Linked DNA regions of Homo sapiens: all the other regions are linked to region 3. Evidence: chromatin loops called from intact Hi-C (ENCODE). Cell type or tissue: sigmoid colon. All regions are shown on one strand. Each heading gives the region's core, and the rest is flanking DNA. Links, peaks and the distances in the headings are about the cores only. Region 1 overlaps PTPRG (protein tyrosine phosphatase receptor type G). Region 2 overlaps PTPRG (protein tyrosine phosphatase receptor type G). Region 3 overlaps PTPRG (protein tyrosine phosphatase receptor type G). Region 4 overlaps PTPRG (protein tyrosine phosphatase receptor type G).

What was found. Hi-C counts contacts between places; a loop is a spot of excess contacts. Peaks named below come from ENCODE experiments on the same cell type or tissue, not always from the same donor. Only the 100,000 strongest peaks of a DNase experiment are listed, where the experiment ranks them.
Region 1: it touches region 3 in a loop (9-fold over the local background); 6 of 110 quality-filtered maps call a loop at or near these places.
Region 2: a loop joins it to region 3, with 2.4 times the contacts of the local background. A loop is called at or near these places in 8 of 110 quality-filtered maps.
Region 4: a loop joins it to region 3, with 4 times the contacts of the local background. A loop is called at or near these places in 14 of 110 quality-filtered maps.

Annotation. Positions count from the first base shown.
Region 1 is chr3:61,646,856-61,654,951 of GRCh38, forward strand. The region is part of intron 1 of PTPRG (protein tyrosine phosphatase receptor type G); the gene reads left to right. Among named protein-coding and RNA genes, the nearest start is that of PTPRG, 89 kb to the left of the region's middle. In sigmoid colon, for the core only: no CTCF peak of the experiment used is centred there; a DNase peak (open chromatin) is centred at 3,616.
Region 2 is chr3:61,740,141-61,747,829 of GRCh38, forward strand. All of the region lies in intron 1 of PTPRG (protein tyrosine phosphatase receptor type G), which reads left to right. It also overlaps the pseudogene RPL10AP6. Among named protein-coding and RNA genes, the nearest start is that of PTPRG, 180 kb to the left of the region's middle. In sigmoid colon, for the core only: no CTCF peak of the experiment used is centred there; no DNase peak of the experiment used is centred there.
Region 3 is chr3:61,562,832-61,567,831 of GRCh38, forward strand. The region is part of intron 1 of PTPRG (protein tyrosine phosphatase receptor type G); the gene reads left to right. Among named protein-coding and RNA genes, the nearest start is that of PTPRG, 3.8 kb to the left of the region's middle. In sigmoid colon, for the core only: a CTCF peak has its summit at 1,890; DNase peaks (open chromatin) are centred at 340, 620 and 1,930; H3K4me3 peaks cover 2,539 bases; H3K27ac peaks cover 359 bases.
Region 4 is chr3:61,803,436-61,811,531 of GRCh38, forward strand. The region is part of intron 2 of PTPRG (protein tyrosine phosphatase receptor type G); the gene reads left to right. Among named protein-coding and RNA genes, the nearest start is that of PTPRG, 250 kb to the left of the region's middle. In sigmoid colon, for the core only: no CTCF peak of the experiment used is centred there; DNase peaks (open chromatin) are centred at 5,266 and 6,646; H3K27ac peaks cover 1,426 bases.

The DNA of each region.
Region 1 (8,096 bases), core at 755-5,754, 85 kb after region 3:
TATATAAAGGAAATCATACGGTACATAACCTTTTGGTGCTGGCTTGCTTTACTCAGTGTAGCTCCCCAGACCCATCCAAGTTGTTTGTTCCTTTTTATTCCTGAGCAGTATTCCATGGTAGGGATGTGGCAGTTTGTTTATCCGTTCATCTGTTGAAGAACATCTGGGCTTTTCCTAGTTTGGGGCTATTACAAATAAAGCTGCTTATGAACATTTGTGTACATAGTTTTTGAGTGAACCTAAGTTTTTATTTCTCTGAGATAAATGCTCAAGGGTGCCATTGCTGGGTCGTATAGTAAGTACATATTTAGTTTTATGGGAAACTGCCAGACTATTCTCCTTTACTAAGCACGTGATAACTGGAATTGGCAGTGTTTGAACAGCTCTTCCTGTCTTTCATTTTACCGTCTTTCACACCATTATCTGGATTAATTTTTAAACAAAAGAGGAATTGCAGTTTTCTTACATGCCAGATATTATACTAAGCACCATACACATACTATCTAATTTAAGCCTCATAACAACTCCCCAAAGGAGGGTCAATACCATTGTTTCTCTAAAGAAGGAAACTGAGCCACATGGTATGTGCGATTAATGAGCTAGATGATCCTGTAATTGTTCAGGTTCATCCAGCTCATTAAAAGTTATCAATTGGCCGGGCACAGTGGCTCACGCCTGTAATCCCAGCACTTTGGGAGGCCGAGGCGGGCGGATCACGAAGTCAGGAGATCGAGACCATCCTGGCTAACACAGTGAAACCCCGTCTCCACTAAAAAATACAAAAAAATTAGCCGGGCGTGGTGGCAGGCACCTGTAGTCCCAGCTACTTGGGAGGCTGAGGCAGAAGAATGGTGTGAACCTGGGAGGCGGAGCTTGCAGTGAGCTGAGATCACACCACTGCACTCCAGCCTGGGTGACAGAGTGAGACTCCGTCTCAAAAAAAAAAAAAAAAAAAAGAGTTAGCAATTCAAACTCTGACCTTGGAGCTGGTGCTGCTTTTCTGAAACCACTGAATGTTTGGTGCCCTTGATGCCTTGAGATGTTCCCTTACGAAGTGTCCTGATTGTGATTGCGGCCTGTGAGGCCCGTTATGGCTTGTCTATCTACTGACACTCCCTTGTACCCATCCGTGAATCCTCTGTCCTCTTGGGTTTTATTTTTCTGTCTTGCTTTTGATATGCCTGAAGCCCAAGACAGGCTGCAACTTCATGATAAGTGGAGGCTTCATGTTTGATTAAACCAGTCCTATGCATTGTCACCTGAGAATATCCTGACAGTGGAATTAGTAAAGGAGACTACTGCAGGGTGTTGTGGACCCCCATGGTGATGAAGACACTCTGAGATTAAAATAACATATTAGGAGATTCGTTAACATAGTTGTCCATTCGTTACCCAGGCAATCCTTGTTTCATTCATAAGGTCTCATGACTGCATCTTAGTTGGACTTAGCAGCACCTAACTTCTGCGGATTCCCTGGCATCCCTCCAGGACCCCATTCTTTCCTGCCTTGAATGCCTTCCTGTGTTTCACACATAGGCACCAAGGATCCAGGTGGAAGACACCTAGCTTGCTCCTACCAGGCTACACATTTTCACCCGAGGGGAAATGAAAACTGGGCAGCAAAAGAGAGGTTTTCTTTTGGAATTACACATCTTGAAATACCTCAGTTCCTCTGTCCTGAGACAAAGGCATTTCATTTTTTGTTGGCAGCTAAATGCAGGGTGTTTGAGTGGGGTGACCCCAGGCTGATGCACCAAGGGAACGTCTAATGCCTGCACTTCCCAGGCTTTCTGCTGCAGAACACACACTCATTTGGCTGCCATCTGTAATACAGTCAGAGAGAGAGGGCAGACATTTTTCTATTAGGTTCTATTACCTTGTATTGGAAGAATAATGGCATGTTGCTTGAATGTTTCCCAAGAGAATGTTTTCTGTGCTCCGTGTATATTTCAAACTCCAAATAAGAAAAGTAATGAGGGTTGGGGGCTGCTGGTGAGGCAATCTCCACTTTAAAGATTCTGATCTTTGTTGAAGCAATTATTTATTTACATGAAAAAATAATGCCTTTTCCTTGAGCTGTCTCAGGAAATCCAAAAGTGAAGAAGCAAATAGACGTTTCATATAGTATAGCAGTGTCAAAGAACAGTCATATGTGAGTTTATTACCAAGGTTAAAAAACCTAGTGTTAACTTTGGGTTTGTCTAAGTTTGTTTTTCATTGTTACACGAGTATGCCGGAGACTGGTTAATTTATTTTACTTCCTCCCTCCCTCCCTCCCTTTTCCCTTTTCACTTCCCTCCCTCCCTTCTTTCCCTCCCTCCTTCCTTCCTTTTTCTATTTTCTTTTAAGAGATGAGGTCTTACAGTATTGCCTAGGCTGGTCCTGAACTCCTGGGCTCAAGTGATCCTCCCACCTCAGCCTGCTAAAGTACTAGGATTACAGGCATGAGCCCCTGTGCCTGGCTTTGGTAATTTATAAACAATATAAATTTATTTCTCACAGTTCTGGAGGCTGGGAAGTCCAAGATTTAGGTGCCAGCAGGTTCAGCTGTCTGGTGAGGGTTTTTCTCTGCTTCCAAGGTGGCACCTTATTGATGCATCCTCTAAGGAAGATATGCTGTGACCTCTCATGCAGAAGTGGAAAAACAAGTGAACCAAACACTATCTGAAGACTCTTTTATATGGTTCTTAATCTCATTAACAAGGGAGGAGCCATCATGGCCTAATTGCCTCGTAAAGATCCCGATTCTTAATACCATCACATTGACAACACCTACGTTTTGGAGGAGACATGCAGGCTTCAAATCACAGCAGGGCTAAATCAGCATAATATGACAACTTGGATTTATTGTGTTGAGTATAATGCAAGGCACTTTGCTTATATTACATTGGCTCCTCTTAGAAATAGGTTGTCGTATAGATGCACAGACTGACACTTAAAGTTTTAGTTACTTGCTCAAGATCATGTGGCTGATGACAGGGCTTGAAATTGGTAAAGCCTTGGTTTGGGGTTTGAATCCTGCCTTATGTCCCTGAGCTCATTATTTCAACAGACTTGCTATAATCTGCTGGTGGAAAGCAGACCATCAAGAACATCTTTTACAAATGGTAGCCTGAAGGTCCTAATAAACAGGGCACTGAGTTTTACTGCTAAACCTAATAAGGGGAGTCTCTGGTTTCTCTCGATTTCTCCTTGTCCTTAATTCTTCCACCTTTTCTTCCCAGAAGGAAAAATAAAACCCATAAGCACCAGGGATTAAAAAGCCTGGTACTTTTTTTCCCCTGTACAAATGCAGTGATACATATTGAATGTGTGAAAACCAGAGCTGTACACGGCTGCTGAGAAATTATCTTTTAATACATAAGGGTTACAAAACCAAATCAAGGAAGCCAAGGGTGGGGGCACCATGTACCTTGATCCTAAAAATGTTGAATGCCAGCGAGGTATTACAGAATCTACCATTGCCACTCACCTAGGAACACCAGTGGGAATGTGTAGTACAAGATTTTTGTGGAATGAGACTCATGTTCGAAGAACACAGTGACGAGTTCCGCACAAAACTGTTGAGAAGCAGCCAAAAAAGAGCTCATAAGAGATTGAGTCCCGGCCAGGAGAAGGGAAACTTGGCACCTGATTTTATTAGGATGCAATAGTTATCCAACCATTGGATGTGCCTGCGGTTTTCACAGGGAAGACCGTAGACCTCAGGATGATAACTGAGTAAGAAAGAAGTTTTGTGTTTGAGCCCATGTGTTTCTAACCAGAGTGCTCTTTTCCATGGAATAAATGTTTCCTAACACTAGTGTGAAGATTTAATCAAATACACACTTCCTCATCAAACGCACAGTCAACTTTTATCTTAAAATTTATTAATGTGATGGTTTTCATTTTCAAATGTAAGCATTTTCAAACACTTAATTGTTTAACTCTCGATTTGCAAAATGAGTTTTTTGGTGAAATGTGTCATTTGAGGGTCTTTTACCACTGTTTGGTTTTATAGCTTGCTTTTCTTGTTTACTTTATGATGTAAACTAATTTTTACTACCAATAAAAGTTTTAGGAATCCTATTTACATGTGAACAATGATTCAGCAATTTGAACCTATATTTTTTGCTGTGGAGTTGTCTAGTAAAAGTTTATATGACTCTGCTGACTCTAATGGCTCCGATAAATTACACATTTATCTGTGTGTATGTTTATATTTTTTTCCTCATTGCCTACACTTCTAGAACCCTGTTCATCAACCTCAATTACACGATGTATTTGGACACTCTTTCTCTTTTTTTTTTTTTTAAAGGAAAAACATAATTTCTATATACTACCAGATGGGTGTGTTGGCTGTAAGATAAAAATCCCAAAATACTTAAGAGACCATCTGGTATCTTGGTAGGGTTTAGTTGATTAAGTTCTTGTGTATTGATTTCAGTCTGAGCAGAGGTAATCTTATCCCTTTGGATCTCTACTTAAAGAAAAAAGTTGTCGTTGACATTTTGTCCCATTGTTAATAATCTTTTTTTTTTTTAAGTTTCACAAGAAAATACTAGTGATAGATGATAGCAGCCATTGATTTATATGCTCACACAGTTGCTCATGACTAGTGGTTGTTTATCCTGAACGGGCCTGATGAAGCCTTAGGGCTAGACTTAGTTCATGAGACACAGATTTCTTTAGAAGATGATAATGGGTCCATGTGGGAATTGACCTGGATTCATTGGTGTTGAGCTTGAAGCTAAGCAATTTCCGTGCACCATGTTGGAAGTTTTCTGGGTGTTACTTTGTAGGCCACCAGTGAATACTGCACCTCTGGTGTACCTTGGAGAGTGTCAGAAGCTTTATATATATTGATCCATGTAAGTCATGTAAGAATCAAATAGCCAGGTGTGGTGGCTCACGCCTGGAATCCCAGCACTTTGGGAGGCCGAGGTAGGTGGATCACTTGAGGTCAGGAATTTAAGACCAGCCTGGCCAACCTGGCGAAACCCCGTCTCTACTAAAAATACAAAACTTAGCCGGGCATGGTGACACACACCTGTAGTCCCAGTTATTCGGGAGGCTGAGGCAGGAGAATCACTTGAACCTGGGAGGCTGAGGTTGTAGTGAGTAGAGATCACACCACTGCACTCCAGCCTGGGCTACACAGCGAGACTTCATCTCAATATATATATAAAAGTAGGCCAGGCGCAGTAGCTTATGCCTGTAATCCCAGCATTTTGGGAGGCTGAGGCAGGTGGGTCACGAGATCAGGAGTTCAAGACCAGCCTGGCCAAGATGGTAAAACCCCATCTCTACTAAAAATACAGAAATTAGCAGGGTATGGTGGTGGATGCCTGTAATCCCAGCTACTTGAGAGGCTGAGGCAGAGAATTGCTTGAACCTGGGAGGCGGAGGTTGCACCGAGCCCAGATCGCCACTGCACTCCAACCTGGGAGACAGAGCGAGACTCCGTCTCAAAGTAAGTAAATAAAAAATAAAATGAAGAATCAAATAAATAGTGCTCTATTCCTCATTCTGCAGATGCGGAGTGTGTTAGCCATTGACAGGGCTGATCTTCAAGTTTACCTCTGCCTGACTCTGAAATTAGAATTTCCTCTACGGTGCAATCTATTTTCCCTGATGGCCAGGACACTTGTTGAGCTCTTTCTTTGGGTCATGGACTGGGCTAGGGTTAAGGGATATTCAGTGGAGCAAATGTTCCCCTTCTCTGCCCTTCTAGAACCTTGTTCCTCTAGTTACAATATTTTAATATTGTTGTTAATGTTTCTTTTCTTATTTATATTTAAGATACATCCTCAGGCTCTTCATTTTAAACAGGGATTCTCAACCTTAGCACTAGTGGTATTTTTGGGCCCCGATAGTTCTGTGTTGCTGGAGCTCTTCTGTGCATTGTAGGATGTGTAGTAGTATTCCTGGCCTCCACTCACTGGATGCCACTAGCATCCTCCTAAGTTGGAACATCCAGGGGTAGTCAAATGCCTTCTGGCAAGTGGGGGATTCTCCCCTAATAGAGAACCATTCTTCTAATGTAACTGCCAGCTATTTGTCACTGGGTGAAGGGTCAGAAGCCTGTTTGGCAGCTGCAGAATCTTTGTATCAAAATGCTATGGAGTGGAGATTTACACTACAACCACCAGATATCATGGGGGTAGAAATTATGCCAAACAACAGATTTGTATTCATTGCAGAACATTTTATAAGTACATATAAGATAAGGGAAAAGTAATTTTTTTTAAAAGTACTTATAAGCCAAAAGAAGAGACAATTTAAAAAATCATCTCACAATGTAGAGATGAATGTGACTTAATGTCACTACATCCTGATAGTTTTTTTTTTCTATACATATTACACATAGGAAAGACGTATTGTACATATAGGGTTAGTCAAGACATCCTGTCTGTGACTGATGTTATGCAATCTACTTTTTCATTTTATATTGTGAACATTTCCCCATTTCTTTAAATTATCCCCCTTTTTTTTTCCAGCATGGTTCATAATGGGTGGCATATTTGTCTCCTGTTCCTTGTCATTTTTAGCAGCTGCAATAGTGATCCTCCATAAATGGGCCAGTGTCTACTTTTCTGTCATTTTAATGTTGGACATTTTATTTGTTTTCATTTTTTTTTTTGTTCTAAATAATGCTTTTAGTCCTCACGTATTTATGTACATGAGACTGTATGCCAGGCACCCCTGCTTCAGGTACCTTGGATAGAACAGTGAACAAGGCTGATCCCTGTCCTCATGGATCTTACAGTCCAGCTGCGTATGTGTAGCTAAATCATTGCATATGTCTTTGTTTTGTTAGGATTCGTCGTGCCCTGCCATTTTCTCAGATGTGTTGTCCCCTGCCCTTTCAACTTTCTTTGCTCATCAGGGTAACCTCTTCCTGTATAAGGGCCCAGCCTCTATGAAAGGGAGGCTCTAGAATCTGCTCGCCTGTGAGATTAGAATTCACCTTGGCCCACACTGTTCCCAGTTATCTAGTGAAATCAGCATGAATCAGAATCTACTAGAAGCAGCATGTGTGCAGGTTGTTAAGCGGGGAGCGGTGGGGGGCGCGGGGAACTGTAAGGGAACATGTAAGGCTAATTAAGGTACATCATCTGTTAGGTGTCTTTTTTGTCCTGTTTTTCATGGATGGCTCCAGGGGAAGCCCAGTGCCACATCTGAGAGGCATAGAGGGAACATGAGATACATGCCCTTCCAGGGCACTTTGACTTTGACAAATTACCTAATCTCTTCGGACCTCAGTTTACTCTTGTGCCTTATAGTGTTGTGGTGAGAAATGAATCGTGTGTGAATAGCATTTACCGTGGAGTCTGGGATGTGGGAGTCATTCAAGAGAATGGGGCTGCTCTTGTGCTTTAACCAACACCTGCCCGCCACCCCCTGCACCCATATGCTAGATAATTGATGTGCGTTCTCAAGTCTTCATAGCACATTTAGGAGATATAGGTGGAATTTTGTTAGTTTTTGCTTCATATGCTTTGAGGCTCTGTTGTTAGGTGAATATATATTTATGATATCATTCTTTTTTCTTTCTTTCTTTTTTTGAGACAGGGTCTCACTCTGTCCCCCAGGCCAGAGTGCAGTGGTGCAGTCTCAGCTGACTGCAGCCTCCGCCTCCCAGGCTCAAGCAATTCTCATACCTCAGCCTCCTGAGTAGATGTGACTAGAGGCATGTGCCACCATGCTCAGCTAGTTTTTTGTATTTTTAGTAGAGATGAGGTTTCGTCATGTTGTCCAGGCTGGTCTTGAACTCCTGAGCTCAGGCAGTCCGCCCGCCTCAGCCTCCCAAAGTGCTGGGATTACAGGCGTGAGCCACCATGCCTGGCCTATAATATAATTCTATCCTGCTTTCTTGTATGCAGCCCAGGGCTTAATGGGTTGACCTTCTATGCTGCTGACAAAGGAAGGCTACCTGTGCTTTTTCTTTTTTTTTTTTTTTTTGAGACAAAGTCTCACTCTGTCGCCCAGGCTGGAGTGCAGTGGTGCAATCTCGGCTCACTGCAACCTCTGCCTCCCGGGTTCAAGAGATTCTTGTGCCTCAGCCTCCTGAGTAGCTAGGATTTTAGGTGCCCACCACCATGCCCAGCTACTTT
Region 2 (7,689 bases), core at 2,690-7,689, 180 kb after region 3:
AATGGAAAGTACAGGTCTGTGGCCTTTGATATTACACCAACACTGTCTGTCACTGATCTTCATTTTCCTGGTAATATTATAGAATCAGGAGATTTGTTTCCTTGAGAATCAAACAGTAGTAAAATGGCCTGAAAGAGTAGTCATTTTATTTCTGTCTGATATTTGATGCCGTGAGCCCAAATTTTTTTAGGAAGGTGCCTGTGAGAAAGAGGGAACCATGGTATTTTTCAGATTTTCATCACAAATGTATAATGAGCTCCATTATAAATCAGTTTTATAAGTGTATCTTTTCTGAGATCTGTTGGAAAGTGTGTATTTTTTAATTTCTGAAGTTTTAAAACTGACAGAGTTAATGGCAGAGGAATGACTCCAATGTTTTGTCCATTTTAGCCCTTATTTATTTTTTTTTAATAGATTCTGCCCTTTGTAACTGACACTATTTAAGAGTAAAATAATAGAGGACTTCAGTATTTTGTTCTCTGCCTGGCTTATAGCTCATTTTTACAATGCTTTTTTTTCTGTTTGTTTTTCCCTCTAGGATACGACATTGCTGTGTGATTCCTCTTTCCCTTGAATTGCCTCTGAGTTTCAGTACTTTATTTTACTTAAAAAACATCATGGCTCTATATTAGGTCTCTTTATTCATGTAAGGTGATGAAAAAAACTTTTTATAGTTGAAACAGTAAGTATATTTGAATATGATAAAATAGGGAATCTAGTGTAATATAATCTATTGTATTTGAGGTTAGCTCAGTATTACAAACAACTAGAAGGACCATTTATAATGCAGTGCTTACAAAGGAACACACTTTTTCATTTTACTTTTTGGGACACTCACCGAGCACATTTTACTACAATTGATTGAAATACAGGCACAAAGGAAATGAGAGGTTGATCAGAATATTTAATTACTTTTAACTTAATTTGATACTTTTGCCCATTGTAGGCATAAAAAAAGATTTTCATTTTAGACTATTGTGTGGGATTTAATGTTCTTAAATGCTCTTTAAAATTTAGAGAAAATTGTGCTCAATGGAGATTTCACCATCCTTGAGGGATCTTTAATTTGTTTGTTGATGTGCCATTAAAATAGATATAAACAACCTACTTAACTGCTTGTCTGCCATTCTGGATATCTTCGTTCTAGATTTGACAATGTGAGTGCCTGTTGCTTGTTTTTAGTTGGCTTATGTTTTGGCAGTATATCTGGGAGAAGAACTAGGACTCTGTATATGAGAACCACCCACCCATCACCCTAAGTAGTTTTCATTTTGGCACTGGAGAACCAGAATTTCTTTGTTCTGATGTTTTCAATTTTATATGGAAGCTGACCTATTCTCCCAGGCTTCTAAGTCCTTTGGAATGACCTAGAATTGGACATACAGTTAATGAGAAATACCCTTATGTGTTACTACGCTGTTTTGCTTTGATCATAGGATGTGCAGCCATATTGTAGATGGAACTTTGGGATGTTCTCATCACAGACTTACTCTGCTTTCACCTTTGCATAACCTTTGTCATATAATCACTTTTCCCTGTAGGAGATAATGACATAGCAGAGGTCAAGTCGACATGGCTGGTTCAATACAGTCAGATGAACCAGTGTTGTGGATGAATGCCGGGGTTATTTTGGAATCCTTTGTGGCCATGTATCTTCTTTTCTTGGTGGACACCTCAGACTTCCATTGACATTCATATACACAAATCTATATGTAAATGGACCACCTTTGTCAAAAACAGTAAGACATTCATTGTACTCTAATTTCAATCATGAATTTGCAATCTTGTAGGAAAAATATTCCCTATGGATATATTATGTAACAACATTTATTCATATTCAATATAGACTCAGTGACCCTTTCATCTCTCTGAGAGTAAAACTTAAGAAAAAACATCTATGTCACGAATGCTGTTTCATGTGGTATTCAGAGGAGCCGGGCTCTTTGTATGAAAAATGTTTAGACTGCAAATTAACACAGAAGAGTTAACACAGCTTGCAAGTCTTTTTTTCCCCGGAAGTCAATATTTCTGTGAAACACTGAGAGTAAGGATTACACAGAATCCTCCCGAAGACACAGTTAAGGCAGATGGGATACACATCTGCTTTTTTATTCTGGAATAAAAACATTTATTCTTATAAACTATGTCCGGTGGCTCTGGGAAATTAAATGAGGCACGTAGGAAACAGTTGCGTTGATATCTTCAGTAGTAGGTGACTCTTAGGACATTTTTATAGGAAGAAATTGGGCCTTTGGGTCTGGAATTTTTTTTTTTTTTTTTTTTGAACTGGTAATAGAATTTATTCAAATGTGCCTTAATATAGGCGCTGGGGCTTGCCCATGGTGCTCTCGATATATAAGGCCCGGACATTCTGCCAGTTTTTCTTGAGCAATGACACCAAGAAGTTGACAGCCAGGTGAATGTTATACACAAGCTCATCGGCTGTCATCTTCACGTGACCAACAGCTACAGCCAGACATAACACCTTCTTCATTTGGAACTTGATTGTGGACTTCACCTCACCCACTTTGGCCACCATGTTTTCGTTGTGTGTGAGCAGGGAAGGGAACTTTCCTGCCTTATTTAGACCTGGGCCGAGGATTCGTGGAATCTGCTTGATCAGAGACTCTGAGGCCAAAAACGCATCATACTTCTTGGCCAGCTTCTTGACCAGTTTTTTATTCTTTTTGAGTTTTTTCAGCGCCTCGATGTCCATGTGGGGGATATCCACGGCCTTAGCCTCGTCACAGTGCTGCTGGTCCCCCAGGACACACACACACAACTTAGGGCGGGGAGTGGACTTAAGTCTGACGGTGCCCGAGAAGCACTTGTCCTTCTGGGGGTCATAGTTCTTCAAGCTGATCTGCAACTCCACCGTCTCCAGGAACTTGCGGCGCTTGCGCTGGTTCCGGTGCAGGACTTCCCGCACCGCCTCGTACAGGGTGTTGCGAGAGACTGCTGCTCATGGCTTCTCACGCCGCGCTAACCGGAAAAGAGCGGGTCTGGTAATATTTTTATCTTTTTTTGCTTCGGGCTGGAAATGAGGTAGGCTCAGTAGAAGTTCTGAGAAGAGACAGAGTTTATGGAAACTCCCTGATGAAAATACCTGTCACTCATTCAGCTCTCTGCCTAGCAACCAACTTGACTTAAGATTCCTCCTGCTGAGTGAGACGTAAGCATCATTGGCTAGTTAATACTATTGGTTTTGAAATCTCCACTCTTACCTTGTCAAAATCGAGAGACTCAGATTTTCCTGTATGATGGGAGTCACTGTATTCTTCCTTTCTAAACCCATTTCATTATTACACTATTCAGACTACTTAAATGTGATATTCCTGATGCTCAGGTTTGTCAGGCCATGGGTGTCTGTGTGTGTGTGTGTGTTGGTTAAAATGTCATTAGAGATGACCTCTTTGAGGAGGAGAATGCAGCAATGTACAGCATATACTGCTGGGCTTCTCTGTGTCTTACATAACTGATATTCCAATTTCTCGCTGTGCTATAACATGACTAAAAGTCCTCCTAAGCTTTTCACTGAAAAACGACTTCCCCTCCATAAACCATAGTGGGCTTGGTGCTGTAACACTTGGTAGAATATATGTGTGCATAACACCATGTCCTCCCTCTTGTTATTCACATGATAACCATAGGCAGATTTACACTTATTGTCTATTCTGAAGAGTGAAACTACATATTTTCATAAGCATGCTCCATTTTTAATTGTGTAATTAAGTTGCTGACATAAGCAAGTATGCAATTTCACATTAAGGTGAGGATCCGTAAAGGCATTCATTTGCATAATTTAATTTTCTGCACAGAAGATATTGAAAATCAATAGCATGATTCATAGCCATACCATATCATTGCCACACCGCCTTTGGTTGTCTGTCTGAGCTTAGAAGAGTACAAAGAGTATTAAAATTGATTGAATTTTGGTGTGCTGACTCTGTATCTTTACTTGGGAACCACAGACTGTTTCTATTTGCAAATCACTGCTCCTTGCCAATAAAATATTAAGTTGCTTAATATACTCTATATATACTTTTTGACTGCTGTTCAAATAATAGTTTTAAAAGTTGGTTTTTAAAAAAAATCACAGCATCGTCGATTAAAATGCATTTGAGGAGAGGACTTAAAGTGTTGTCTTATTTTAAATTATGTGAGTGCCAGTAATAATGATAATTAGTCCTCAGACGCTTTTGTTGTGCGAACATCATAGAGTGTACTTAACAAACTTAGATGGAATAGCCAGCCCACTGCACACCTAGACCATATGGTGTAGCCTAATGCTGCTAGGCTACAAACCTGTACAATGTGTTACCGTCCTGGATACTGTAGGTAATTGTAGCACAGTGGTAAGTATCTGTGTATCTAAACATATCCGAACACATAAAAGGTACAGTAAAAAATACTTTATTATAATCTCATGGGACCAGCATCATATATGCAGTTTTTCATTGACTGAAATTTTATCATGTGGCACATTACTTGATTATGCTCTTACAGATAGGGGAGGGGGAGAGGTCACACATTACTGACAGAGATGGAACAAAAGGGAAAACTAAATATAGTCACCTTTAATGAGTAGTTTATCTAGTTAAAAAATAAAATGTGGTGCTGAGGTTAAAAGTCCTGCCCTGTTCATTTCTGAACAATTGCCTTCCTAAAGAATTGCTTATTGGTTACTCAGGGCCATTTTCTTTTTGCTTCATGTATTAAATGCTTGCTGTTTGTGATAGGTGGGCAGTGGCTAGAGAGTCAGTGAGGTTCTGGGTGGTGGTTTTGCCTGTGGCTTATGTAAACAGGTACATAACATGCATAGATACACACACATTTTCTTACCATCACTACCCTCTAGAACACAGAAACCATCAGCTTTTTGATCTTTCATGTGTTCATTCATTCCCTCACTTTTTTTTTTTTTTTTTTGAGACGGAGTCTTGCTCTGTTGCCAGGCTGGAGTGCAGTGGCGTGATCTCGGCTCTCTGCAAGCTCCGCCTCCTGGGTTCAAGCGATTCTCCTGCCTCAGCCTCCCGAGTAGCTGGGACTGCAGGCGTGCCACCATGCCCAGCTCATTTTTGTATTTTTAGTAGAGACGAGGTTTCACCATGTTGGCCAGGATGGTCTCGATCTCTTGACCTCATGATCCGCCCACCTTGGCCTCCCAAAGTGCTGGGATTACAGGCGTGAGCCTCGCACCTGGCTGCCATTCCCTCACTGTTGATGAACACACACCATGCGCTGATTTCCATTGTGAGTGGTAGGTTGACAGTAGTAGTTCAGGAATATGCCTGTGCCCTATTTCCAGGGAGCTTAGAGCCCTTCATACGCCATGCAGCATGTACTTTAGAAGCCAGTTTTCCTGCCCATGCTGACCTTGCTGTGGAAAACCCACTTTGTACCTCAATACTTTGCGTAGTGTGAGGAAGATAAGATTAACCTACCTTCTTGGGATGGCCCTGTCCCTTCTGTTACCTCTTGTCGTATGTAGCAGAACCGTACCTTTTACTTCTGTCTTAAGTGAATTACCTTTAGACAGGCAGTCCTGTTGCTCAAGTCCAATTCCTTATACCACATTGTGATGTATATGTGTGTCTGGGGTGAAGTCCAAGGCATAGGGTTGGTTGGTTGGTTTTAAAGTAGCCCAGGGTTAAGAGAGCTCTAGTACAACAATGGCCTTTTATGGATGGAGAAATTTATGACCAGGATTTCAAGTGATGGTTTAAAGCATACGATGGGTGTCATTTGAGGATCTTCTTTGGTACAAAAGACAGAAAAATGTGCTTTAGCAGGTAAAACTGATCCCAGTAAAAATAGACCCTCAGAGAGGGCTAGCTTCAAATCAGCTTTGTCGAAGGTTTAAATATTTTATTTTAGTTATTTTATTAAACTTTCTTTCTTTTTCTTTTCTTTTTTTTTTTTTTTTGAGACAGGGTCTCACTCTGTTGCCCAGGCTGGAGTGGAGTGGCACAATCACGGCTCACTTGAGCCTCCCTGGCTCACGCTATCGTCCCACCTCAGCCAGCCAAGTAGCTGGGACTACAGGCGTGTGCCACCACACACTCTAATTTTTTTTTTTTTTTTTTTTTTTTTTTTGAGACAGAATCTCGCTGTGTCTCCCAGGCTGGAGTGCCGTGGCGCCATCTCGGCTCACTGCAAGCCCCGCCTCCCAGGTTCACGCCATTCTCCTGCCTCAGCTGGGGCTACAGGTGCCGCCACTTCACCCGTCTAATTTTGTTTTTGTATTTTTAGTAGAGACAGGATTTCACCGTGTTAGCCAGGATGGCACACGCGCTAATTTTTTTATTTTTTGTAGAGATAGGGTTTCGCCTTGTTACCCAGGCTGGCAGAGTTTAAATTTTGTCAACAGAATTGATTTTTTGGTCCCCCTGGCTTTGGTTCTAATTTTAAGGTCCTCTGTTAATCCCTTACTTGGTCCTCAACCACCCCCCGAGGCTTCCACTTTGTCTAATACCTTCAGGAAGGAAGAAGAATCTCTCTGACTGGCCAGTGTGCCCATACCTGAATGCATCACTGGGGCCACGAGAATGGTTAAAAGTGATTGACTGGCTTGAACCAAACAAGGCTCACTCCTAGAGCTAACATTGGTGGTGGCGGGTTAGCTGTCCAATGCGTGATACACAGCTAGCTGGAGTGGGGATATGGTTATTACAAAACAGATCCTCTACAGCAAATTTCCACTATGTTGTCGGACACTAAAAAGCACTAGGGCTGGGTGCAGTGGCTCACACCTGCCATCCCAACACTTTGGGAGGACCAGGTGAGAAGATTGCATGAGCCCAGGAGTTTAAGATCAGCTACAAAAATAAAAAATCAGCTGAGCATAGTGGCATGCGCTGATGGTCCCAGCTACTCAAGAGGCTAAGTTGGGAGGACTGCTTGAACCCAGGGGTTAAGGTTGCAGTGAACCATGATCTTGCTACTGCACTCCAGCCTGTTCGACAGAGCAAGACCCTGTTTCAAAAAAAAAACAAAACCAAAAGCAGTGTATGCCCAGTGCTGAGTTAGGTGCTCTGCTCACCATAACTTGCGTTATCTTTGTAACAGTCTTAGAAGGCTGGCATTTTTAGGTCCATTTTACAGTCAAGGAAATTGAGGCTCAACCACATACCCTAATGGAAGCCACATTTATTACTAACATAGCAAGACAGTGTTTTACTCACTGTTTTGATGGAAAGAGGAAGGATTAATGGGGAATAATTATTTGTAGAATGGTTTGGATGGAAGGCACCTAAACCTACCTTGTACTTGAAAAATGAGTGGAAGCTTAAATTTTGACATGAATTTTCTTTGAGGACCAATGAGCAGACATAAATGACATCAGGTTTACTTTTTAGGCTTGTGTTGAGAATTTATAGGATTCTTGTTTCCCTCTAAAGGGCTCATCTCTGTGGAATACTATTGTTCAAGCATTACATCTTTTAATGCTAGTCTTTTTAATTGAAGTGTAAGCATAAAGTACTCTACAGGTTTCTTAATTTTTTTTAATGACTGTCACATTGTCTAAAAGGCTAATAATATCTTGGCGATATTATTCCATTGACTAATTTGGAATACAGAATGCGTTGTGTTTTCCTGGTCCCATCTTTGTCTTCAATTGAATATACAGCTTCCCAAAACTTTCTTAAATTTTTTTTTTTCTCTTTGAAAGCAGGCTTGCTTTTGTTT
Region 3 (5,000 bases), core at 1-5,000:
TTGCTGTTCTCCATCCCTTTGGGAGGGCTAGGTTTCGGGGAATGGAAGTCGGAGGCTGGCTGCGGAGGACTGAGGATGTGTGGGGAGCAGCCTGCGTTCTGGGTCGGGGGCGTCCTCCCTCTCTCTGGGGGCTGGGGCGCGGGCAGCACTTCGGTGCCGGCGTGAGGCAGCCTCCTTGGGCGCAGTGAGACGGCAGGGCGCAGGCGGTTTCGGAGAGATCCGTGTCTCCCCTAGCCCCGGCCCGTGGCCCTTTCCCTCCGCTGCTCTGCTCGATTGGATTGCCTGGGTCTGGACGCGGGGAGGGGGCGGGGGCGGTTTCGGCGGCCGGGGCGGTTTCGGCGGCCGGGTTGCTGTTCGCGCCGGGGCTGATTTTTTTCCTGTCTCGCGCGCCCTGCCTACCTTCATCTTTGCCCTTTTGCAGGCTGTTCGCGGCTGGCAGACCCAGTCTCGCTCCTTTCTGGCCAGGTTAAGACAGGAACAATACTGGCCGTTGATAAGAATAAATCACCGCACGTAACGGTGTGCGGCTCGGCGACCCTCCACTTCCAGCTCTCAGCTGGCAGTTCCCCCTCCTCTCTCCCCTGGGGAGGGCAGAGGCCAGCTGCCTCCCTCTCCTCTCTTGCAGGTCCCCCGGGCAGCAGCCCCGAGCTCCCTCGTAGCTGTCCCTTGGGGTGGAGGCCAAGTCCTGCCCTAGCCCGGGGAAGGGCTGGAAGAAGGGGTGATTTGCTTTTCATCCCTCGCTCCCCTAAGGACAGAGAATTCCCCGTTTTTCTGCCCTCTCATCCATCAACTCCTGCATACCCGGAGGTGGAGGTTATCTGAATCAAGAAAAAGAGGAATGTGCCCCGAGGTCTCCGCTCTGCCTGGTTACAGACGCCTGTCCTCGGGCGGCTGGAGCGCCCGTTTTTGGTGCAGCGGGTCCCTTAGTCCCGTCGTGCGACCCGGAGCAGGGCGCGCGGGAGCCCTCGTCGCCCTTGGGGATCCCCTCGGGGGACTGGCAGCGAATGCCCCCTTTGCAGAATCGGGGATGGCCTCGAGGGGCAGAAAGGGAAAACACCGTCTGGTATTCTGCACCCCCTTTTCTCTCTGCGCATCCTCCTGCCCGCGGAGCGGCACGGAGCTCCAGCCCAGAAACGCAGCTCGGAGGCCGAGCTAGGACGTGCGTCCACACTCACCCTGGGGTTTGCCCACTGGAGTCCTGCCTCTACGGTAGGACACTGGGGCCTGGGGTTTGCCCACTGGAGTCCTGCCTCTACGGCCTCTACGGTAGTGTAGGCCATGGGGACATCTCCCCTTAGAAACAGCTGCCTTCATTCACTAAAAGATCACTGCTCAGTATTTGGGTTAATCATCTCTCCTTTCTAGTCTCCCCTGCTTTACCACGGACTTGACGACTGAGCGGGCTCAGGTGCACACAGGGGTTGAGCTTTGTGAGGGCCACTCTTTAATGGGTGCAGTGGGAGGTCGTGGAGGGCTGCCTTGCAAATTAGAGGAATTTCCAATTCCACTTCTGTCCTTCTTGCGCTCGGGGATGCAGTCAGTGGGCTGACCGTGGTTTTCTTTTCCCTGGTGTGTGAGGAAGCTTGAGATCCAAAATGGGACTGCCAGGGAACCAGCCTTCGTGGGGCTTGGACCATTTTCGTCTTCTCATTTTCTTTTCGCGCCCACGCTGCGAGGTAAATAGCCCCTTTCCTGGTCCGGGAGCCGAGGGGTGTGGGAAAGGGAAAGGACAGTGGTGGGAGGCGCAGGGAAGAGGGCGGTTTGGTTTGGAAAAGTGCAGCCCGAGAGGGAGCAGCAGGCTTTGGAGCAAGGTAAAGTTAAAATATCAGAGCTCTGGGAGACGCTGGCTTTTCGTTTTCCGAGGTTGCCGCGACGCCGCTGGACCTCAGGGGGCGCCCCCGAGCCACTGGTGGGGCTCCTGCCACCTCCACACTGGTCGGCCTCGGCCACCTCCACGCCTCAGGGATGGGGCGCGCGTGCCCGGGTTCCCAGGCTCTGGGGCTGCAGACGCGCCTTGGCGCGAGGCGGCGGCCTCGGCCTGGCGATGCTGCTCCTGGCTTTCTCGAAACCCGCTGGGGGCTGGAGTTAGCCTTGGGACCCCTACTTCTTGCCTGCTATGACCTCGAAAGCGCTTATCTGTTTGACATGAGGGATAAAAATGCTTCTGTTTTGGAGTAGGGTCGTCCTTGTGAGGTCTTAGCCAAAATCCCTTTTTATTTAGTATTTTTGTGTTTCCTCTCAGAATCATAACTCAGCATAACTCTTCAGTTGCATTTGAGTTCTCAGCTCCTGTTCAGGATATGGGTTAGCTGTAGTTTGGGCAGGGTTTTGGAAACACAGCCCTGGCATGAGCTTTTTCCCAGTGGATTGGAAACAGTGGATTTTAGTCTTTGAACAGCAGTGTGGCAGGTTTGGGATCCATTCAGGGTTAATAATGCTTCAAGTGATGCTTTCCAAGTGCAAAGCTAAGAGTGTTACCAAACATGATATTAGGCATATTACATTGCTATATACATCTTTATAAAGCACTGTAGAAACGTTTACAAAAATAGCAAAATATAATGGATCCCCCACCCAACTTCAACACTCACAACTCAATCTTCTCTCATCTCTTCCTCCCCAACACCTTATTATTTTAAAGCAAATCCTACACATAGTTCATTCAAACTCTGATACATATCTCCAATCACTGGGAATTTAATTGCCTCTGACACAGTATAAAATATGTTACTTCAGAGTGTTAACCTTTTATCTAGTTTACATTCTCAAGCTCAGCAGATTTTTTTTTTAATTGATTTTTGTCTTTCGGCCCTCAGAGTGAAACTCTGGTTTTGATATGTTTTGTATTGTAATTACATTATATCTAGGATGCTGCCATTGGAAACAGTTCAGATGGATAAGCTCAGCTGTGTACCTTGGATGTGTCAGAATTGGAGGCTCCATGATTAATGTCGGGTGAATCATGAATCTCCCTCTAAGCTGTCTCTTATTTTATTTGCATGTGCGGGCTTTAGTTCTGATGGGCATCCGTTATGGCCTTAGGAAAAGGCAAAAGTAATATTTGGAAATCAGCAATCTTTCTCTTTACAGGGTGTGAGATTGTACAGGTTTTTTTTCCCTCTCCCTCATGTATCATGTTTGAAAATGAAGAATCTTTACCCAGTCTCTAAACTGGGTTCCTTTGACACAGTTATGGAATAAAATCTTTGATGTTTCCTTCTAAACAGTGTTCACATTTGAGGGTTGATGGACTTAAAACACTAATAAAGATAGGCATAAACAGGGCCTTTTGGAAATAGGGGAAGTTGCTGTTGTTGCTGAAAGAAGAAAGGTCATAGGAAGGGTTGGCTGATGTGGGAAAAGTGACTATTCCATAGTGAAGCTTTGAGTATCTCCCATTAATTATGGACCTGTTTTCACTGAATAAAAGATTATGTTGTTGTTTACATGAAGCGATCCAGCGAATGCTGATGATTTAATGCAGCAAAACAAACAGCCCTTTCAGATTTGCCTTTCTATTCTAAACAGCTCCCAAGTTAACAGAGTAGAATCAGTTATACACCTGTGTGCTGATTGAAAGTAACTTCCTTGGCATTCACGTGAGATCACTTAAAATGCCCTAGAGTAGTTACTCAGGAGCCTCTCCTACTCCCTTGTCTCCCTGCCTTTTCCTGGAGACTTCTTTTCTTTTTTTGAGATGGAGTCTCACTCTGTCACCCAGGCTGGAGTGCAGTAGTGAGATCCTAGCTCATTGCAACCTCTACTTCCCAGGTTCAAGCGATTCTCCTGCCTCAGCCTCCTGAGTAGCTGAGTCTACAGGCACGTGCCACTATGCCTAGCTAATTTTTGTAATTTTGTGGAGACGGAGTGCCGCCATGTTGGCCAGGGTGGTCTTGAACTCCTGACCTCAGGTGCTCTGCCCACCTCGGCCTCCCAGAGTGCTGGGATTACATTGCTACTGGGCTGTTGCTTTAACACTTTGCTTTTACAGTGACACGTTGTTTGTTCTTTTTAAATCTTGATTTCCATTCAGCATGTGGGACAATGAAATGCCATTTCTAGGCAGGTTGAAGATTGCAATATGCGTACATTCTGAATTAAGAGATTTAAACAATTGTAGTTAATACTGTCATCCTGGGTTACATTTCATGTGGTCACATTCCATAACCCGGAGCTTATGGGAAAAATTTAGGGCATCTGAAGTTCCCTCTAAAGCACTTGGTGCCCAGAAATTAGCCCTTGGTTTGCTTTGGTTCAGAGTTGACCTCTGTTAGATGTTGGGTGGTGGTCACTGAAACTGTTTTCGGCTGTATCCTGTTTAGAGAATAAAAGGGCTGTTTTATTAATATTATAGAAGCCAAGGAGTACACTGCTCCCCACCTTTAATTTTCCACCTGAGCTTGATCTAGGTTAAGCAGCCACTGACGAGGTAGAGGGAGTGGCTCAGGAGGGACTCAGGAGGGGCTGAGAAGAGCCTGCTCTGTGAGGGCTTCTTGTGGGATTTGGCAATAGTCACTGAATTTGTCCCAGAATGAGGTTGCCTGTGCAAATGATTAAAAGATAAAACTGGGCACTGTGGCTCACTCCTATAATCACAGTGCTTTGGGAGGCGGGAGGGTCACTTGAGCCCAGAAGTTCGAGACCAGCCAGGGCAACATAGGGAGACCCTGCCTCTACAGATAATAAAAGAAAAATTAGCTGGGTGCACTCTTTTGTCCCCACTACTTGGGAGGCCAAGATGGGAGGATTGCTTGAGCCCACGAGGTTGAGGCCGCAGTGTACTGTGATCATGCCACTGCACTCCAGCTTGAGTGACACAGTGAGACCCTGTCTCAAAAAAAAAAAAAAAAAATTAAAAGATCAAATGTAGGCTGGGCATGGTGGCTCATGCCTGTCATCTCAGCACTTTGGGAGACCCAGGTGGGCAGATTGCTTGAGCCCAGGAGTTCAAGACCAGCCATGTGCAACATGGTGAGACCTCATCTCTACAAAAAATACAA
Region 4 (8,096 bases), core at 3,060-8,059, 240 kb after region 3:
TTGGCCATATGTGCCTGGTAGCCATTGTTTTGGACAACATGGTTCATGTTGTCCATGTTGTCCAACATGGACAACATGTAATGCCTCAAACATTCTGCTAAGCACACTGCAACCCACAGTACTATTTCAACTTATGTTCACGTTTTACTGCATACTTGATGAGTTATTTTTTCCCCCAAAGGATTTTTGTTGTTGTTGTTGCTTCCTGAATGTTGCACTTTTACAATAAAACAATGTTGAAATGTGAATGTCTGGTGGTTGGCTGGGCTCTCTCACTGGGTGACACACCACCATATACTAGCTTTCAGGTGCTCAAAAGTAATTTCTTCCTCAAGAGATTGAAAAATACCTATTTGTCATGGGTCTTCTGGGTCTGTTAGAATAATTACCAAGTATTTGGATAGTTAAAAGTTGCAACGCTAGGGTCTTTTATACTTGCTCTAGGACATAGTTGTCAGGTATGAAAAATTTACCATGGCAAGATCCATTTGTTGTATTAATCACTACCTTTCCCTTAGAGTTGATTTATGGTTCAGAGGGATATTCTGGAAAATGCTTAGATCAAACAAGACCACATTCATTCATGGAGAAAGAGTGGAATGCAGGTTCGTAGTAAAGAAAAATAATTTCCAGGGCTCCTGGGAAAAAGCTTTGGTCACTTAAATGCCCTTGGGCTTTCTGTAAGTAAACATCTGCAGTCCTCTCTATTGGTTTTCTAGCATATTTCACACAAAAGCAGGGGAGCAGAGTAGTGTTAATTACCCTGAGCCAAGTCAGTATTAATCTCAGGTCTCCATTGTTGTTTAAGATTGATGGATAAAGATGTGACTGCCCAGAACTACCTTTGTTCTCTTACTGGAAAGATGTGGACTTGGAGGGGCAATCTGGAGTTAATAGTCAGAACTAGATTGTATCCTCCTTACTGGGATGTGAGCTCTGTCACCTGAGTAACCAATTTCTTTGTAAAGGGATGTAATCTCAAATCTTAGCTTTCAAGCTGCCAGGCTTGGTTTGCTTTTATATCCCCAAATGGAACCGGAACCTTCTTTATTCCAATGGTACATTGTGGTAGACTGTATTCGGCAACCTTTTGTATGAAAGGGTTAACATAGATCTGTCTCATCAGTGTCTTTCTGTTTAAGGATAGCATAAAAGTGCTGATTGTTAACTTCACTTGGTCCTATGCTTATTCTTTATTTTTACTGTAGGATTTACTTTTTCTTTTCCTGTGTCTTTCTCTCTCCAAAAAAAAAAAAAAAATAAAATCTACCTTGATGTGTCAAAGAGATAAAGAAGATGTTATAAACATTAAACAAAAGTTCACGTTTCTGTTTCTTTGTGCCCCCGGTCCCCCTTTTAAAAATAGGCCTCACAGCATCAGGCATTTGCCAGTGCAGCAGTTTTGAAGCATAGGATTTTTCCCCTTCCTGATGTATAAATGCCAGCTCTCTTCCCCCCTTTGCAGACACAGGCATTTTCCTCTTTTGAGTTTTAGTTTTATGATAGCACATTACAAAGAGTTTGACAGATCCTTTAAGATGAAGATCTGTTGATGTACTTCCTGTTTATGGTGGCTCCCAGCTTCACTGGTGATGAGGACACAGGCGCCTGAAACCCAGAGGCAGGGTGGATCTGCACCACTTCTCTGACCTTGCCAGGGCTGACCTTCATCATTCTAAGGGAACTTTTTTTCTTTTTTTCCCCTCCCTAAGCAGTGGTTCTCAATTTGGGGCTATTTTACTCCAGAAGGGGCTTTTGGCAATGTTTGGAGACATTTTTGGTTGTTACAGCAAGACTTGGAGCTACCAGCCTCTAGTGGGTAGAGGCCAAGGATGCTGCTGAACATTCTACAATGCACTGGACTGTCCCCACAAAAGAATGTTCTGTCCTGAATTGTTGATAGTGCCAAGGTTAAGAAACCCTCCCATAAGGGATGTTTTCTAGGCTTAAACAGTGGCCTGTATGTGTCTTTCTCCTTATTTCTTTATTTCAAGAAAAGAAAAACGCTGCCAAAGCAAAAGCCATGCAGTATGTTCATAATAAATTACCTTTTAAAACAAATCCCAGGCCTACTCTTCCCGAAAATGGGAAAGACAAAAAAAAAAAAAAAAAAAAATCAAAGTGCCCCATGGCACAAGTTATCCACTGATGACATTTCCCTCTGAGGACTGTTTTCTGGGTTAGGGTAATTACCACAACCCAGAAGGTCATGGAGTCTAAGTTAAAGGGCGTCACTGATTCAGCTCTCAGATGAGCCACCCCACTGGGATGTATGATGGTATAAACTGCAATTAAATCTTGTGCTGTATTTACTGTGTGATTGGAAGGACAGAAGGGAGATTTCCCTTTAGTCATTCTTACCTAGAGCAAAACTCATGTTTTTTTAGTGTAATGTGATTTCTTGAGAATGGTAGATGTTAGTGAAGTGGGGCAGGGAGATGGATTTACAAATCTTGGAGTTTGCAAAATATGACTTGACCTTTTGTTCTTATGTTGTGGGCTGTGTTTTCTATTAAGCTCTCGATCATATTCTCTCTTTGCCATTTAAGAAAAATACAGCACAAACCTCTGTCAGATTTTAGTATATGGTGACCTAATTTGGTGGGATGATTGCTAAAGTTCTGGAACAGGCCCTTTGTAGCTGATTTTTGTTGAATTGATAAGCATCGAATATACTAAATATAATTTTTTGTGCCTAGGTCTCTTCCAAAACTTGCATACCATTTTTAGCCTGAACTCAGTGTTATCATTTTGGTCTTTTAAAGTGGAGGGAGGGGGAGAGGGAGAATCCAATTATAGCAAGCCTGACTTGATTGAATGATCTTAGAATGAACCTTGTGGGAAATAATGTGTTGGCGAGAAAGAAAGTTGAGTTTCTAAAGTTACAGAATCTGTAGATCTGTTACACAAGTGCATGTAGGTAAAGCCTCCCTGGAATGATTCAAAAGGTAGTTGTAATGGATGGGTTAAAGACTTCATTTCACCATCATCCTTATCCAGGTTCTGAATACACATGCCCTGTCGGGTCTGTGGCTCATTTTAGATACAGTGAGTGGAAAATTGAATTTAATGATTAAGTCTTTTTGGTTTCTGATTTGTGGATTTTCTTGTGATTTTTGTACTTCTGGATTTATATTGCATCTTAGTGAATATCATTTTTTTTCTTCTTAAATTATCTAAAATATGTGATAGGGTAGTTAGCAAACCTGTGTTGGTTATACCTATTGGCAAATGAAAGGAGATGACAGAAATAGGCTCCGATGGGCCCATGGCTGAATTACAGAGTGGTAATTATTCTTTAAATACTGAAATAAGAGTTTTGCCTATTAGAAGCCTCATAAAACCAGTGTCTACAATCTATCTGATTTTGCTGTTGATGTAATTTTAGGAAATCAAATGAACTGGGATGGAAATTAGGTTTCATACTCCGTGGCTTGTGTACCCCTCTAAGTTCTATTAAATTTTATAGGAGTTTTACAGGTGGAAACACAGCAGCACCACAGCTTTTGTCACTTCAAAGAGCAGCCCTTTCATAAACAGAGAATACAGAATCATGCCTTTTATCTTGCCATTTAAAAATTCTTCATTTTCTGCACCCAAGTGATTTATCACATGGACGGAGAGGACAATTCAGGATATTGTATTTCGAAAAAGGGAAAGAGAAGCCATTCAAATTCCTATTAAAATGAATTGCACTAGCTGTACATCATTTTCTAATTTCTGAGACGACTTGTAAATCACAAGGAGAGAGGGCATTCTACCATTGGTCAGGGGAAAAATGGGAAATTTAATAGTTTGTCAAAGATTGATAAGAAAGGATTACCACTCTGAGAGACCCTAACTTGATGAGCAAGTACATTTTGAAGTTCATCAGACGTATAAGCAGTTGGAGAGTTTAATTAAAGTTACTTGTCATTACTCAAGTTTACATCCGGTCTGTCTCTGGGCCAGCGTATATGGTATGCCAGTGACATTGTCAGAACTTAGTTTTGACCCTGAGAGCTGTGCGTTGTTCTTTTACTCCCTCTTGATTCCTCTTTCATCATGTAGAAGCTGATGTGTATTTTAACATTGTGGTCAATTTGGTGACAGAGGTCTTGATCAGTGCAAGTTCCAGTAGTTAGCTGAATTTTATATTTTTCTTTATTTTTTAGCTGATAATGATTCAAGTTGTTGGAATAATCTAAGACTGCTAGAAAATAACATATATACACATATGTACACTTGTGTAAATGCCATCTTGATAACAGAATCATAAATGTGTTCATGTAAGGGTATGTGTGTGTACGTAAATATGTATTATTGAATCGTATTGGGATGATTTTTTTTTGCCCTTTCAGATGTCAAATTGTATATTGAGACTATTTATTCCATTCTTATAAGCAAAGCCCTTCCTTTCCCTCTTGTTCCTGCAAAGCAGCTCAGAGAATGACTTTTAACTGGGCAACCATATTTTTGATCTTCTGCAGAGCTAGGAGCACTCTGACATATGGTTCAACAAAGGCTCGCAGACCGGGGCATCCAGTACTTGTGGTGCTTCTGTTAACGCCTGTTTATCAGATTATTGAAGGGCAAGCTGCTTTCCTCAGAACGTGCTTGCTCTCCCTGACTCTGTGTAATCCTATCCAGGCACGGAGCTGATATTGTTATACAAACAAAACTCAATAGGCATTACTGAAATCCAGAGAGTGGATTCTTTAGGATTGGACCTTTTGTGTGTGTAACCACATTTGAAGGAGACCTAAGAATCATCATCTGGAACTTTTTAAAATTGCAGTTACTGGAAACTAAAGCCAGAAACTAGGAGAAAACCCTCCGATTTTTTGTTTGGTTATTTTTAAGTGGAGAAGTTACAAAGGTGTTAGCTGTTAAGATGTGGAGTGAACTGGAATCCAGTGGCTCTCAAATCTTGCAGCTCATCAGAAACCCCTGGTGAACTTTGTACGTGGCACTCACCCCTATTCCTTAACTGTGAAATCTATACATTTTTTTTTCATCCACCCCAGATAAATCATATGTAGGTGGGCTCTTGGTCCAGTTTGGGAACCCGTAAAAGAAGTTATCAACCTCATCATAACCTTCCCAGGCAGGAATCAATTTCTTTGAATATAAGCCATTCAAATTCCATAATATGATACTGGCTCTAAAGGCACATTTAATTATGTAGGACACACCATCCCTTTCGCAAAATCGCACAAAGATTTCAACTTAGGCCTAAAATCTTTGGCACATACGTTGCACTGGGCACGGATCCCTTGGCCTAGATAATACTGAATTAAACTCCTCCCTTTCCTGCCCTCCCACACAGAATTTGGCCAGAGAAGCTCAGTGAAGGTTATTCTTAAACCCATCCCCGTTGTTCAAATCTGGCAGTAAAAAAGGCTTTACAACTTGGGTCAACTCCTAATGGGGCCTTTTGATCCAAGTGCTTTAAAGTTTAGACCTTTTGTATCTTTGTTGATAAAAACTGAGGTGTAGTATACCATTAAAATTTTTAAAAAATTATTTCTACTGAACCTGTTGGATTTAATCTGTTTTTGCTATCTAGTAGGCTTGTGACCTTGAGCAGATGACTTAACTTTGCCACATTTTTTTCTTTTCTTGTAAAATGGGGGTAATATAATCCATAGAGTTATCATAAGAATAAGTAAAAGAATGTGTAAAGTGTTAGTTCACTGCCTTCCACATAGTGAAGGCCCAGTAACTGTTGTTTCTTATTATTATCACGGTGGGGGAGGTTAGTGGGGGAAAGTTACAAAATGAATAAGCAGCAGACTTTGCCTTAGTCAAGAGCTTGCATCCTCAAATTTGGAGTAAGGTATAATTATATTACCATACTAGAAGTAGGAAGGATTAAAAGAAGAAAATAAAGATGCACTCTTTTTTCAGAGAAAAATGTGATCACTGATGGCTTTTTGCTGCATCTTGAGGGGAGACATTGCCCATGAAACAGTTTTCTGAGCTGAGCCCAGAAGAATAACCCTAAAGGAGTGGGACAGATAGAAAATCCAACTGGAAGAGGAAGTGGTATGGTGTACTAGTGTCTGACACACAGAAGATACCCAAGAAATAAGGGTTGAAAAACATGAGGCTTTATGGAGAGAAACTTACATTTGAGTTCTGATCCTGTTAATTTCTGTAAAATAAGTATTATAACACTGACCACATAGGGGCCAGTGTGGACAGTGAATACTATATGTCATGTACCTAGCAGGTTATCTGGCACGTTGTAAGCTTGAAAAGAAAATAATATAGTTATTCTGTATTAATATGAAGGGGAATAGAAAGACATAAACTTGAAACATAAATGTGGACCAGATAATTAAGGCATTTGAATCCTGAACTAAGGAGCTTAGATTTTATTCACTTGACAGTTGAGAGCCACGGAAGCTTTTTGAGCGGGTGCACAGCTATTGAAGCTCTGTGCTCTCTTGATTTCAAGGTGATTAAGCAGAACAGTTTTCCCCCAGCTCCTGTATCAGGGAGGCAGAGCTTTCCCAGAAGTCCCATTGCATACTTCACCTCAGGTGTGTTCTTGGAATTGTGGCCATGCCCACCTTATAGCTGCAATGGGGGGCTGGGAAACTGTTTAGCCTGTTGAGCCTCTGTAGCTGGAAGTGGGCTGTGCCTGCACAGCCTAAATGGCTTTTGGTCTGTGGCCAGGAAGCCAGTGATACTTGCAACTGTGAGCATAATAGCATGTTGGAGGCCAAAGTGTACTCTACAGGGAGTGCAGGATAAAATAAGAACAATACGACTGGTACAGAGAATAGAGGAAAGGGTAGAGGTTTGTATGAAAGCTGGCAAATTCAGTTCTAGACCAAAAATGAGTTTAGGGTGCAGGTAGGATATCCAGGAAGAAGTGATGCATGGGCAGGAGTAATTTAGGATTAGAGTGCAGGACTGAAAGTATTGATCAGTGAATCATTGATTTGGAAGATGACAGTAAAACCCTAAGAATCTGAGGTAAGGAAGGATGAGAGAGGAATGGACAAGAACCAGATAACAAGCTTAAAGGAATGATTTCTTTTTAGGTGCCCTGTATAAGCAACGACAGTGCGAAGGGATACCTTATTTAGCATTGTTTAAACCTCTTTATCTGCTCCATAGGCATATGACCTCAATAAAGGCAGCAGTGTGTTTATGATGCAGACCCAGCTAGAAGACAAGTTCCCAGGTCTGGCTACCCACCCCTACTCTTGGCCACCCAACTCCTACCTCTTTTGGACAGATTTCTCTTCTCAGCTCTGTCTGTGTAATGCAATTGTCCCTACAATGGCCTTTGACAGAGAAGTCATGGAGATCCAAAGAAACTAATTAGAATGAATAGGCATTTTTTATAAGTAATTCGGGACAAATGGAGAATCCAGTCCTTAAGAAGGGTTGTAATGAGGGTAGCTGAATTTGCTTTTGTGGGCTTTTACTTTAGCGTTCCACCATCAAGGTGACATCATATGATGTAAGAATGAGTATCTGATTGGCTACCTGCCAGCCAATGAGGGTTCCCCCTTGCCTACCTGTGTTGGGGAGTGCAAGGCTGTCACCAGGAGGGCAGGTTAGGGTGAATGTGGCAGCCCAGGTGAGGTAGACCTGATGATTGTTCGAATGTGACACTTTCTCCCTGTCATAGCCCAGCAGCCCCTTTAGTTTGTGACTCTGCTGTGCCTCCCAATTAGGCCTGCTGTGGACATCTCACTTCTGGCTGAACTTTGGGCTGGGTTTTGTGATGCTCTTTGGTCAGTGGAATGTCATGGAAGGCCCATGAATAGAGTGCTTGAATGTGCTTGCATGACTTTACTTGGCCTCTCTGTTCTGCTAGGTACCATGAGAAAAGCATGTCCTAGATTCACAGGTGGAACTTCCTGGCCCCAACCTGTTGCTTAACTCTCAGTCACCCAGTGTACCCAAACACCAGTGAGCAAGAAATAAATGCCTACTGTTGTTCAATACCAAAATCCTTTTTTCCCCTCTTGCTTTTGGTCCCACAGTATTGTTGCAGTAGAAATCTGACCAACACAGCAGACAAGTTGACTAATATGTCTGCTCTTTGGCCAGAAAACCAACAAGAGCCAGAATGGACAGTGATGATGGAAATG